2 separate regions of the Homo sapiens genome follow, and region 2 is linked to region 1. A link is an interaction called in ENCODE POLR2A ChIA-PET data of the cell type or tissue named here. Cell type or tissue: OCI-LY7. All regions are shown on one strand. Links, peaks and the distances in the headings refer to the core of each region. The heading gives the core; the rest is flanking DNA.

The links. ChIA-PET counts read pairs that join two places held together with the same protein. Peaks named below come from ENCODE experiments on the same cell type or tissue, not always from the same donor. Only the 100,000 strongest peaks of a DNase experiment are listed, where the experiment ranks them.
Region 2: POLR2A ChIA-PET joins it to region 1 with 15 read pairs; 4 of 35 experiments call an interaction of 5 or more read pairs at or near these places.

Annotation. Positions count from the first base shown.
Region 1 is chr3:37,022,928-37,027,927 of GRCh38, forward strand. It overlaps MLH1 (mutL homolog 1), which reads left to right. Exons shown (of 19, transcript NM_000249.4): 12 at 2,710-3,080. Among named protein-coding and RNA genes, the nearest start is that of MLH1, 32 kb to the left of the region's middle. In OCI-LY7, for the core only: a CTCF peak has its summit at 1,382; a DNase peak (open chromatin) is centred at 2,264; H3K4me3 peaks cover 360 bases; H3K27ac peaks cover 904 bases.
Region 2 is chr3:37,178,880-37,187,130 of GRCh38, forward strand. All of the region lies in intron 1 of LOC105377642 (a long non-coding RNA gene), which reads left to right. Among named protein-coding and RNA genes, the nearest start is that of LRRFIP2, 8.4 kb to the left of the region's middle. In OCI-LY7, for the core only: no CTCF peak of the experiment used is centred there; no DNase peak of the experiment used is centred there.

The DNA.
Region 1 (5,000 bases), core at 1-5,000:
GTTCCTTGCTGCTCCCTGTTTTCATAGGGTTATCAGAATACCTTCTCTCCCTGCCACCAGCAGGTCACACTGGCTCCTGACTTTTTGGCCCATGGAACCACCATCTTTCTGCTTCTTAGATTGTGCCTTGTACTCCACTGATCATGGCCAGTACATCAGAAGCCCTGGTTTGCAGTGAATGCATTTGATATGGAAATCAGGAACCCTGGGGATACCACTCATCATATTTGGTTGCTGTGTTTTTCCTCCAATCTTTCACCATAACAACAATCAACTCAAAAGATTTCTATAACCACTTGTGTGGGGGTTTCTCCCCACACACTAAACAAGCAGTCAGTTCCAGAGTGGACAGCAGCTGGTCTCCTCCAATTTAATTCCAACACTGTCTACTTGGAGATAGCATTAGATCCCACAGGTTGAGGGTGCAGTCCCCTAGACTGCCCCCAGTCTCCTGCTTCAGACACCAGTCACAAGTCCAGGACTCTAGAAGTTCTGACCAGTTTCAAGTTGGGGTTCCCACAACCCCCCACTTTATTTTTGATTAATTTGCTGGAGTGGCTCATAGAACTCAGGGAAACACTTAGTTTTCTGGACTTATTACAAAGATTTAAAAAGATACCAATAAATAGCCAAATAAAGAGATATACAGGGCTAGATCTGGAAGGGTCTGGAGCGCAGGAGCTTCTGTCCCCATCTACTTGGCTCCCAGCAGATGGATGAGTTCTTATTCATTTTCTTGTCAGCTTCGACATGTTCAGCTCTCTGGAAGCCCGCAAACTCTTGTCTTCTTGGGCCTTTTATGGAGACGTCGTTAGGCAGGCATGATTGAAACATGGACAACTGTGTCGAAATATGATTGGACATAAAGGGGTCTAAACTCAGTGAGGCCTGTTTGTTCAGATTCTTCTTGGCCTCTCTGTGGCCATTCTTTCCTCCAGGATATGGGGCAGGACCCCTATGGAATGAGGGTCTTATGACCCACAATCAAATTAGAGTCCTGCCTTGGGCAAGTGAAAGGAAAGCAGGAGAAGGTAAGAGAAATTCTGTTGCCTAAGACCTTCTGAGGCCTAAAGCACCCCAACATTATAACAGAAGACGATAACAGGACTATGGGAGTTATGAGCTGGGAACCTTGGACAAAAATATATACATATTAAATAAATATTAAGTGTATATATATACTTACGTATATTAAGTGTATGTGTGTGTGTGTATATATATATTTTTTTAATTTACTGGTTGGTTTTGGGAAGCAGAAATTACCATAACTACTCTTAAAAATCTTTTAAGTCTCTTTGAAGTTAGAAAAGTCACTGTACCTTTTTGTTTCCATTGGCCCTGTACTTCTTATTATACCCCAGCAGGAGGAGCATAATGTGTTGTTATATCATTCTGGTGATAAGATTCATAAGTGGGTTCAGCTGGTGACAGCCTGATTCCCTCATTGTAAACTTATCCATCAACATGTAGCTTAATCGTTTCACCTTTTGTGATGACCATTACCTGAATCAGTTATTTCATTAGATTGCAAGATTATGCTTTTCTGATTTTATCATTTCTTCTGTATTGACTGTAATTCTTTGGTATAGAAGAACTTTCCCTTGTTAATAGCTATTTGGTTGTCCTGAAGTACAGTTCTTACTAGAAAGTAAGACCAAATGCTGAATTATATCCCTCTAGCTATCAATTTTCGAAGGAATGAATGGTGTCCTAGTAATTTCCAGTGGTGTTTAATTACGTTTTCCCTTCTCTTTCTCCTTCTCTTATTCCCTCCCTCTCCATCTCCTCCCTCCTCACTTTCAGTTTTTTGCTCTTTCAGTATTTTGTCATAGCTGTTAACAGAGCAACATATTTTAATCAATTGTAGTCATTTTTCTTTTTGGTGCTCAAATTATCCCGTCTTAGTCCCATGGAAGCAAGCCCTTGGAGCTAGGGCCCTCTACCTTTTGATGGATTTCCATTTGTCTTGATAATTTCCTTGTTTCTGACAAGACAAGATGTTGCAGGCACATTTTATACTTTCCCAGCCCAAACCCTGGAATAGGCCTTTTCTCCGAGGAGCTCTAGTTCATTTTAGTGGGAAATGGTATTTAGAGACTATAATCTGGGATCTGGGAGTCCTCATTGCTACTGAGTAGTCATTACTTTTAGGCTTTTCCAGTGGTCAGAGCTAGGAAATATGTATATTTAAAAATGGACAGTTGAATGGTTGTTGCCAGGAGCTGGGAGGAAGGGGAAGTGAGAAATTGTTTAATGGGCACAGAGTTTCAGTTTGGGGAAGATGAAAAAGTTCTAGAGATAGCTGGTGGTGATGGTTGCGCAACAATGTAAATGCCACTGAGCTCTCATTTAAAAATGGTTAAAATGGTAAATTTTATATATATTTTACCACAATAAAAAAAAGTCTTCTTCTGGGAGCACCCCCCCAAGACAAAAATATGAAAATTTTACACTGATACTTCCATTTCAAGATAATTTTAAGATTATAAGGATTTTGCTTAATTCTTGAATTTTATACCTGTAAACCTTTTATACTTCAAATTTCGGGCAGAATTGCTTCTATAACAATGATAATTATACCTCATACTAGCTTCTTTCTTAGTACTGCTCCATTTGGGGACCTGTATATCTATACTTCTTATTCTGAGTCTCTCCACTATATATATATATATATATATATATTTTTTTTTTTTTTTTTTTTTAATACAGACTTTGCTACCAGGACTTGCTGGCCCCTCTGGGGAGATGGTTAAATCCACAACAAGTCTGACCTCGTCTTCTACTTCTGGAAGTAGTGATAAGGTCTATGCCCACCAGATGGTTCGTACAGATTCCCGGGAACAGAAGCTTGATGCATTTCTGCAGCCTCTGAGCAAACCCCTGTCCAGTCAGCCCCAGGCCATTGTCACAGAGGATAAGACAGATATTTCTAGTGGCAGGGCTAGGCAGCAAGATGAGGAGATGCTTGAACTCCCAGCCCCTGCTGAAGTGGCTGCCAAAAATCAGAGCTTGGAGGGGGATACAACAAAGGGGACTTCAGAAATGTCAGAGAAGAGAGGACCTACTTCCAGCAACCCCAGGTATGGCCTTTTGGGAAAAGTACAGCCTACCTCCTTTATTCTGTAATAAAACTGCCTTCTAACTTTGGCTTTTCATGAATCACTTGCATCTTCTCTCTGCCTGACTTGCCCTCTGGAATGGTGCTGGAATGGTCCTGTGGCCTTGTCCACTGTCTGCCTTTGACCATAACTTGAAAGTCACCCACCATAGTGTCCTTTGAAATAACTTAAATGTCCACAGTTCCAAGCATGAGTTAAAAACACTTCAGAATGTAGAGTAGTTGTTCAATTGAATAAACACACACACCAGAAAAAAAAGCAAGTTTATCTTTTATTTTTAGTAAAGAATTTTGATAGAGCCTCAACACCAGAAATGGCTAGAGAGAGAAGCCTAACATATCTGGAGGATTATTTTTCATCCTACTTAAAGCTGCTTTCACTTTTTTCAGGAAAAAACACACGTTCTGAATCTAATTTATAAAACTCCCTGGCCGGGTGCTGTGGCTCACACCTATAATCCCAGCACTTTGGGAGGCTGAGGCAGGTGGATCACCTGAAATCAAGAGTTCAAGACCAGCCTGACCAACATGGTGAAACCCCATCTCTACTAAAAATACAAAATTAGCCAGACGTGGTGGCGCATGCCTGTAATCCCCGCTACTCGGGAGGCTGAGACAGGAGAATGACTTGAACCCGGGAGGCGGAGGTTGCAGTGAGCCGAGATCGCGCCATTGCACTCCAGCCTGGGCAACAAGAGCGAAACTCCGTCTCAAAACAAACGAACAAACAAAAACCCCAAAAATCCCTGAAGTACGTGAGCTAGTGGTGAAAGAAAGCTGGAGAAAAGGAGCAGGAATAATAATAATAATAATAATAATAATAAAGATTGTCATTTAATTTTGAGTACTTCCAGTGTACACTTTGCAGGTACTCTAAGACATTACCTCACTGAAATCTCTAAGGTAGATATTCTTTATTTAAAGTGTACTTGTATGAAACCTGGAGCTCAAGGTGAAGGAATTTGCCCAAGGCTGCACTTGCACTATCGTGGCACTAATTAGCCGTGTGAACTGGGACACGTTACTTCAGTTTGCTCATTTCTGAGTCAGCCTAGCAAGATGACTTCTAAGAATTTTTTCCAGCCGGGTACATTGGCCTGTAATCCCAGCACTTCGAGAGGCCAAGGTGGAAGGGTCACTTGAGTCTAGGAGTTACACACAACACACACACACACACACACACACACACTAGCCAGGCATGGTGGCAAATGCCTGTAGTCTCAGCTACTCCGGAGGCTCAGGTGGAAGGATCACTTGAGCCCAGGAGGTTGGGGCTGCAGTGAGCCATGATCACGCCACTGCACTCCAGCCTGGCTGACAGAGTGAGATCCTCTGTCTCAAAAAAAGAAAAAAAAAAAGATTTTTTTCCAGGGAATAATAAAGGAAGCTAATATTTATGGAGCATCTACGGTGTGCCAAATACTTTGCATACGTTATCTCATTTAATGCTCTTATCCCTGCAGGGAAAGTATTAACATTTGTTTATCACTTGCAGAACTAAGTGATATTTACCACAGAGTAGACAAATATTTTCAAGCCCAAAATCAAGTGGTATCACTTTTCTGCTGAGAATGTTTCAGTGGTTTCCTTTGCTCTTGGGATAAAACTTAAATCCCTCACCCTACCCTTGCTCCAACCCTCCACTTTCCTTCTCCCATGTGGTGATTTGGCCATACAGCTCTTGTGGCTGATCTGAACTGACTGAGCTTTTTACCCTTTTGCTCTTGCTGTTCTTACAGCCTGGGAACCCCCTGGTTACCTCTTGGCTTGGTGTGGTGGCTTACATCTGTAATCCCAGCACTCTGGGAGGCCAAGGCGGACGGATCACCTGAGGTTGGGAGTATGAGACCAGCAAGTCACCTCTTGCCAGTGGCCTTTGTCC
Region 2 (8,251 bases), core at 1,290-6,289, 160 kb after region 1:
TCTTTTACTGTGTATATTTGTTTTAAGTTCTCCTTCTAAGAATTCCTATCTAGATTTATTTTTTCATGTTGTTATTTTTTTCTTTTTTACTTTTTATTTGGATATAATTATTAAAAAGTTGCAAAAATAGTATAGCGGGCATGTGTAGTATTTGCCCAGTTTACCCTATTGATATCTTACATATCTATAATACCTTATTAAAACCAGGAAATTGACATACTACAGTCTTTAGGTTTTTAATTTATTTTTATGTTTCATATCAAAAAGTTTCCATTTTGCAGTAATTCATTTTTATTATATTTGACTTGGCCCTTCCTCTCCTAAATTAGCAAATGTTAATAAGCTTGTCCTAGTGCTCATCTTGAATTACAAGTTTATTTTTAAAATTATCTGGGTCAACACAATTGAAAGTGATTTATTTGTAAGGTGGTTGCTTTCTCTGGTCATACTGTTCCATGTCATCCTGCCCTAATAAACCTGCAACATTATACAACTTGTGTGTGTATATTTTAACACATCTTCTGACCACTGCAGTTTTTTCACAGATTGTTATCAAAGGAAAACAGAGGAATACAAGACTCGTCATTTGACTGGATTTTTTAAAAAAGTTTCTAAACATCTAACTGTCAAAACAAGAATACTGGGTGGGCATGGTGGCTAACGCCTTGTAATCCAGCACTTTGAGGGGCCAAGGTGGGCAGATACCTTGAGCAAGAGTTCTAGACCAACCTGGGCAACATGGTGAAATCCTGTCTCTACAAAAAAAAAAAAATATAGCTGGTTGTGGTGGTCCACACCTGTAGTCCCAGCTACTCCAGAGGCTGAGGTGGGTGGAGCACTTGAGTCCTGGAGGTCAAAGCTGCAGTGAGCCATGACTACACCACTGCAAGCCAGCCTGGGTGACAGAGCAAGATCCTACCTCAAAAAAAAAAAAAAAAAAAAAAAAAAAGAATGCTGTGGTTTGTTGGTTAGTGTGCAAAATCTCACTTATGGCTAATTCTGGTTCTACATGGATTCTCCTACCCAGGGCACTCACCCTTTACTCCACCAGAGAATAAACAGGGAAAAAATGAAGGCTAAATTACTTTGTTCAATCTTAGTCTTGAGGAAAGGTTGATGAAAGGGGAAAATTTGGGACTTTGTGTAGGTATCAATTATGTTATGAGCACCTAATCACTGATTATCAAGTGACGGTTTTTCTGCATTATGTACTTACTATAAATGAGTAAAAAACATCCTTCATATTATAGCTTATTTAACAAACTATTATTTATCTGCTGTGTATCAGCAGATAAATCAAGCACCCAATTAGGTACTTGACACAGGGACAAAACAATCTCTGCTCTTAAGGAGCTAGAATTCCAGAGTTTCTGTTGATATATATTTTTTTAATGTTAAGCTCTCACTATGTGCTAGATAATTTGCAAATGCTAGACATCCGACGGGAAGCAAAAACAAAAATGTTTCTTTTTCTTATGAAACTGGTAAGTTAGACAATCTCACAAAAGTACCTTTAAAATCTAACAGGTATTACAAAGGGTAGGTATGTGCTGCCATGAGGGCATAAAAGCATTGGGACTTGACCTAACCTGAGGTATCAGAAATGCCTTCTCCTGGGAATAGATGTTTCAAGCCGAGATTTAAAAGTGCCTCAGAGTATAAACTACATGCAGAGGTGGGGGAAAGCAAGAAAGCACAAATAGACCTCATGATAGAAGCAACAGAGTCCCAGGGACTGAAATGAGAGAATGTGAGATGAGTCTGGAGAGTTAAGGGTCCACCATTCAGGGTCTTAGAGGCTGTGGTAAAGATTCTAATCTTTGTTCCGAAATCTGCAAACCAATCGAGTTTTTAGTGAGAGCAACATGATCAGATTTGTATTTTCAAAAGACCACTCTGACTTCAATGTTAAGAATTCATTCATGCATAGTGTCATGCACCTGTGGTCCCAGCTACTCGGGAGGCTGAGGCACAAGAATCGCTTGAACCGGGGAGGCGTAGGCTGCAGTGAGTCGAGATCATGGCACTGCACTCCAGCCTGGGCCACAGAGTAAGACTTTGCTTCAAAAAAGAAAAATTTTTTAAAAAGAATTCATTTTTGGCCAGGTGTGGTAGCTCACAACTGTAAGCCCAGCACTTTGGGAGGCCAAGGTGAGAGGATTGCTTGCGCCCAGGAGTTTGAGACCAGCCTAAGCAATATAGTGGGACCCCATCTCTACAAAATATAAAAAAATGAAAACATTAGCCAAGTGTGGTGGTGCGCACCTGTAGTCTCAGCTACTCATTCTTTAAATAAATGCATCCTGAAGGCCTGCTATAGACCAAATCCTACTCTGCACACAGAGCACACGGCAGTGGACAACAGACAAATTCCCTATCTGTGAGGATCTTACATACAATATACAAATCATAAATAAGATAATAGTGCTGTAAGAATATTGGAACAGGGTGAGAATGAAAGGGTAGGGTGGAGTTGCTATTTTATAAGCTTGAATCCTATGAAATTACTGATTTTTAAAAATAATTTTTGACCTGAGAATGACATTACACCTTAGGTTTGAATGGTTCAATCCAGTTGTGTGACATTAGGGTCATATGGTTCAACTTAATACTTGGAAGAGTCAGAACTAATGAGGTGATCGAAAGAAAGAGAAGCAAGCCATGTAAATACCTGGGAGAAGAGCATTTGAAGCAAAGGAACAGCAAGTGCAAAGGCCCTAAAACAAAAATGTGCCTGCCATGTTTAAGGAGCAGTAACAAGGCTGAAGAGTAAAGGACAAGTGGGAAGAATGGTAACAGAGGCCAGATCATACTGGTGACCATGGTAACAAATTGGCTTTTCTCCTTTTTTTTTTCCCCCTTAAGACAGGGTCTCACTTTGTCACTCAGGCTGGAGTGCAATGGCGTGCTCATAGCTCACTGCAGTCCTGAACTTCTGGGCTCAAGTGATCTTCCTGCCTTAGCTTCCTTAGTAACTGGGACTACAGGCATCCAGCACCACGCCCAGCTAAGTTTTTTTTTTTAAGAGATGGTATTTCATTATGTTGCCCAGGCTGGTCTTAAACTCCCGCCCGCAAGTGATCCTCCCACCTCAGCCTCCTAAAGTCTTCCAAAATGCTGGGATTACAGACGTGAGCTATCACGCCCAGCCTGGTTTTTCCTCTTTGAGTAAGCTAAGCCGTGGGAGGGTTTTGAGCAGAGGAACTACACATCTGCCATTATTTAAAGGAGTATTCTGTTAATGGTAGAATATAAGTGGTGGATGCAGAAGTGATTGCTGTAAAATTCTTTCAACTTTGCTGTGTGTTTGAAATTTTTCCTAATAAAATAATAGTTTAAACTGGTTATTGTGAATAGACTTTAGGGGAGCAAAGGTGAGAGCAGGAAGACCAGTTAGGCTATAACAATAATTCAGGTAGCAGTGGAAGTGGTAGGAAGTGGTTGGGAGCAGATGTGGTGTTTGAATTACAAGTCAGTAATTCAGAGGAAATACCAGGTAGGAAATACAAATGTATGAATCCACCTAAAGATTAGGAAAACAAGGACAAATGTCTTGAGAATTAAAAGAAAATGCTCAGAAGTGTACCCTAAAGCCTCTTACTCATGCTTTTGTTCTAGGCTGGTTTTGGTTGTAGATAGTTATCAGTTATTATATACTGCCATTCAGATTATTTATATGTATTACTGTCCACAACTCACTTGTGTTCTAAAGGGTTTTTTTTAATAATGTTCTTGTCTTCCCAAGCAGATTACATGCTTTTTGAGAAAAGATCTATTTTTTTGTATACACCCCGCAATGCCATATTCCTAGAAGGCATTTTCAATGTTCACAGAATAAAAATATTTGAATACAGAGCTTTTCATGTCTTTTGTTTTTATAAAACATCAATTTTCTTATAAATGTTTAATTTAGACACTTCTGAAAATGAAGGTAGAGTTAGAATTTTCAATCTGTTGCAACTTATGCCCATTTCAGGTCAGACAAATAAAGAGAGAGCCTTCTGGGGGGTAAAAAAAAAAAAAAAAAAAGGCCCAGGTTTGTGCCTGTAGTAGTAATGTCAGCTACCTCAGGAAGCTTGAGCCCAGGAGTCCAAGGCTTATATGGCACCACAATTGTGCCTGTGAATAGCCACTGCACTCCAGCCTGGGCAACACAGCAAGATCCTGTTTCTTTTAAAAACAAAACAAAACAAAAAAAACCCCAATCAGCTTTTCTCCATATTGGCTTATACTCAGACTTCATCATGTGGCAACAAGACAGTTCTCAAAAACTTTAGTTCTATATTCACTCCAGTCCAAGTCCAGCAAGAGATCCCTTCCAGTAGCTCCTAGATTCACTGAACCAATTACCTTGCTACAGTAATTTGTTAAAGGATAGAGAGTTACCTTCCCATCCTTTAACAAATTACTGTAGCAAGGAAAACTCTTGTGCTATGATTAGCCAAATTTGAGTCATATGCTTTACCTCTGGTCCACCCAAAGATCATGGACTATAGGAGAGGAGTGGTTCCCGGAAGAACAAAATGGAGTACTGTCACCAAAATATAGAAATGGATACTGATGGTGAAAACACAATGCTTACTACACCAACTAACTCAAAGGCCTATGCATTGTTTCTTCCTTAAGCTTTTGAAAGAAGTTAGTCACTGCCATGGCACTCACTTTGAATCTCTTCCAATTCCACACACAATACTGCATTTTTTCCCCTGAATCATCAGGCAGTCATATATTCAGTTGCCATTGAAAAGTAAATGCATGATTATGAAAGTTAACCAGCTGGAAGGGTCAGTATTTCAGTACATCACTTTTCAGGACACTCCCAACTGGTATTGCAGGTAGTTTCTTGTCCTTAAAATTCTTTCCTGTTGTCAAGCTACCTGAAACGTATTTGTCCTCGATACCCTAGGGGCAGGGTGGCTGATAACTAAGGTGCCTGGGAAACACTTCAGAAGCAAGTGACAATGAATTGGCTTAAGAAGCCAATTCATCTTTTAGATGGATATTTATACTGTAGAATCTTGAAAGGAAAATTTATCTACAGATATGTCTGTTTTCAGTTTCTTTTCCTTTTTGCACTAACAAGTTATTTTCCCCACATGACGTTTAATCTACCTTACAAAACATTTTTAACATTTTAGTTCAAAATTTGCTTCAGAAAATGGATGACTTTGGTGTGAAACGATTGTTGACTCTATTATTCTAGAATTTGGGATGGCGCCTCTAGTTTGCTGCTTCCTTGGACACCAAACATAACATTCTCTGTTCTAGGACGTGCTTCAAGTCGGTCATGAGACTGGCAGAAAATCAAACCAAACTAAATGAATGGTTGTTGAAGTTAATCTCCCATCCTGGAGCTGTGCATGCCATGGAGTAGCCAGCTTTTAACAGGCACAATCCTGATCAAAATCACTGCTCTGTGGTCCTGCTCATCAGAATATTATGGAAACTAGATTTAGGCCTGGTTTCCTTAAAAATAGATGTGATAATGAAATAATCATGTATTATAGCCATTACAATTTCTATTGTAGGAGAAAGTGGATAATGTTTTAACGTAAAACAGTAGGTTACTAAACAATATGTTCTAGATGAACATTTAACATTTTTGTTTTAATTAGCCAGGCATGTGTGATGACCTACGCCTGTAGTCCTAGCTACTCAGGAGGCTGAGACGGCAGGATTTGCTTGAGCCCAGGATTTCAAGGTTACAGTGAGCTTTGATCACATCACTGCACTCCAGCCTGGGTGACAGAGCAAGACCCCGTCTCACAAATAATAATACAAATACAGAAAAAATACTAGAAAACACACCCAAATGTTAAGTTTAAGGAATGGAACTATCAGTTATTTTATTTTATTTTTATTTTCAAAAATACTCAAACGTGAAATATACCACATCTGCGGCCGGGCACGGTGGCTCACGCCTGTAATCCCAGCACTTTCGGAGACTGAGCCGGGCAGATCACCCAAGTTAAGGAGTTTGAGACTAGCCTGGCCAACATGGTGAAACGCCGTTTCTACTAAAAATACAAAATTAGCCAGGCGTAGTGGTGCACGCCGGTAATCCCAGCTACTTGGGAGGCTGAGACAGGAGAATCATTTGAACCAAGGAGGCAGAGGTTGCAGTGAGCCGAGATCGAGCCATTGTACTCCAGCCTGGGCGACAAGAACGAAAGTCTGTCTCCAAAAAAAAAAAAAATTGTCTGTTACTGCTATGGTCTGAATGTTGTGTCCTGCCAAAACTCATATGTTGAACTCCTAACCCCCAAGGTGATGGTATTAGAAGGTGGGGCCTTCCTGAGGTGATTAGGCCATGACAGCAGAGCACTCATGAACAGGATTAGTGCCCTTATAAAACAGGCCTAAGAGACACCCCTCCCTGGTCCATAATGTGATAGTAGAATGAGAAAACAGCTGTCTATGAGGAAGCAGATCCTCACCAGACACTGAATCTGCTGGCACCTTGATCTTGGCCTTCTCAGCCTTCAGAATTTTGAGAAATAAATTTCAGTTGTTTATAAGCCACAAAAGCTATATTTTGTTATAGCAGTCCAAATGGACTAAGACAAATACCAATATGACAGAATCAAAATAAAAAACTAAAAATTAAATCTAGGCTGGGCTGTAATCCTGTAATTCCAATGATTTGGGAGGCCAAAGTGGGAGGATCACTTGAACCCAGGAATTTGAGATCAGCCTGGGCAACATAAGGAGACCTCGTTTTTACAAAAAAATGTTTAAAAATTATGCGCGTATGGTGGCACGTGCCTGTAGTTCTAGCTACCTGGGAGGCTGAGGCAGGAGGATCACTAGAGCTAAGGAATTTGAGATTACAGTAAGCTATGATCGTGTCACTCCAGCCTGAGTGACTAAGCAAGACCCTGTCTCAAAAAAAAAAGTCTAATTATGCTTCTTACTGCTCAAAACCATGGTAGATTTCTCTCTTGTCTTGCATACATTTTATTTTATTTTATTTTATTTTTTTTGAGACGGAGTCGCTCTGTCGCCCAGGCTGGAGTGCAGTGGCGCGATCTCGGCTCGCTGCAACCTCTGCCTCCCGGGTTCACGCCATTCTCCTGCCTCAGCTTCCCGAGTAGCTGGGACTACAGGTGCTTGTCACCACACCTGGCTAATTTTATTTTGTATTTTTAGTAGAGACGGGGTTTCACCATGTTACGCAGGATGGTCTCTATCTCCTGACCTCATGATCCTCCCCCCTCGACCTTCCAAAGTGCTGGGATTACAGGCGTGAGCCACGGCGCCCAGCCTTTGCATACATCATTTATTCTTCCATTTAAAAAAAAAAAAGCATGTACAGGGCTGGGTGTGGTGGCTCACCCCTGTAATCCCAGCACTTTGGGAAGCTGAGGCGGGCAGATCACCTGAGGCCAGGAGTTTGAGACCAGCCTGATCAACAGGCTGTAGTAGAAACCCCGTCTCTACTACAAATACAAAATTAGCCAGGTGTGGTGCATGCCCATAATTCCAGCTACTCGGGAGGCTGAGGCAGGAGAATCGCTTGAACCCAGGAGGCAGAGGTTGCATTGAGCCGAGATTGCGCCATTGCACTCCAGCCTGGGCAACAAGAGCAAAACTCCATCTTAAAAAAAAAACAACAGCATGTACAGATTGTACAGATGCTAGGAGTAAAATAAGTATACAGATACAGATGTGGTTACTGTTCCCCCAGAACTAACTGTCTAGAGGAGATATAACAAGTAAGCTAACAGAAACAATCCAGTATGTCACAGTCAATAACAGGGTTTCATGCATCCTCCATCAAAATACCTAAACCTTCTTTTACACATCAAATGCTGGCTTTGATAGCTAAGCTACCAAGCAAGTGAAACTCACACGCAGTGGTAGTGACTGTCAGTCATTGCTTCAGTTTAAGCAGCATCCCTGTGGTTGTCCACATGGTATGGGAGTGTTCAGTTATTTGAGTAGTGTTCAATTATTGGAATATTTATTTGCTCTTATTTTATGAAAATGCAGATGCAAATACTAGTTATAGGAAAAGTAGGTCTTATAAATGTAATCTGAATGACATAAAAATGGAAATCACTAGTAGGGGTGCCAGAGCAGTCAATCTTTAGCCTCAATCAGACACCAAAAATTCATTAAATAAAAGCCAGTAAACTGAGTAAAGGAAAAGGAGAAAATCAGAGAACAGGTAGAAAATCCTGGAAATATTGTTAAGTATGTTTAGAGATTTTGGTCTTACATTTTGGTTCTTCAGGAAAATATTTCTCTT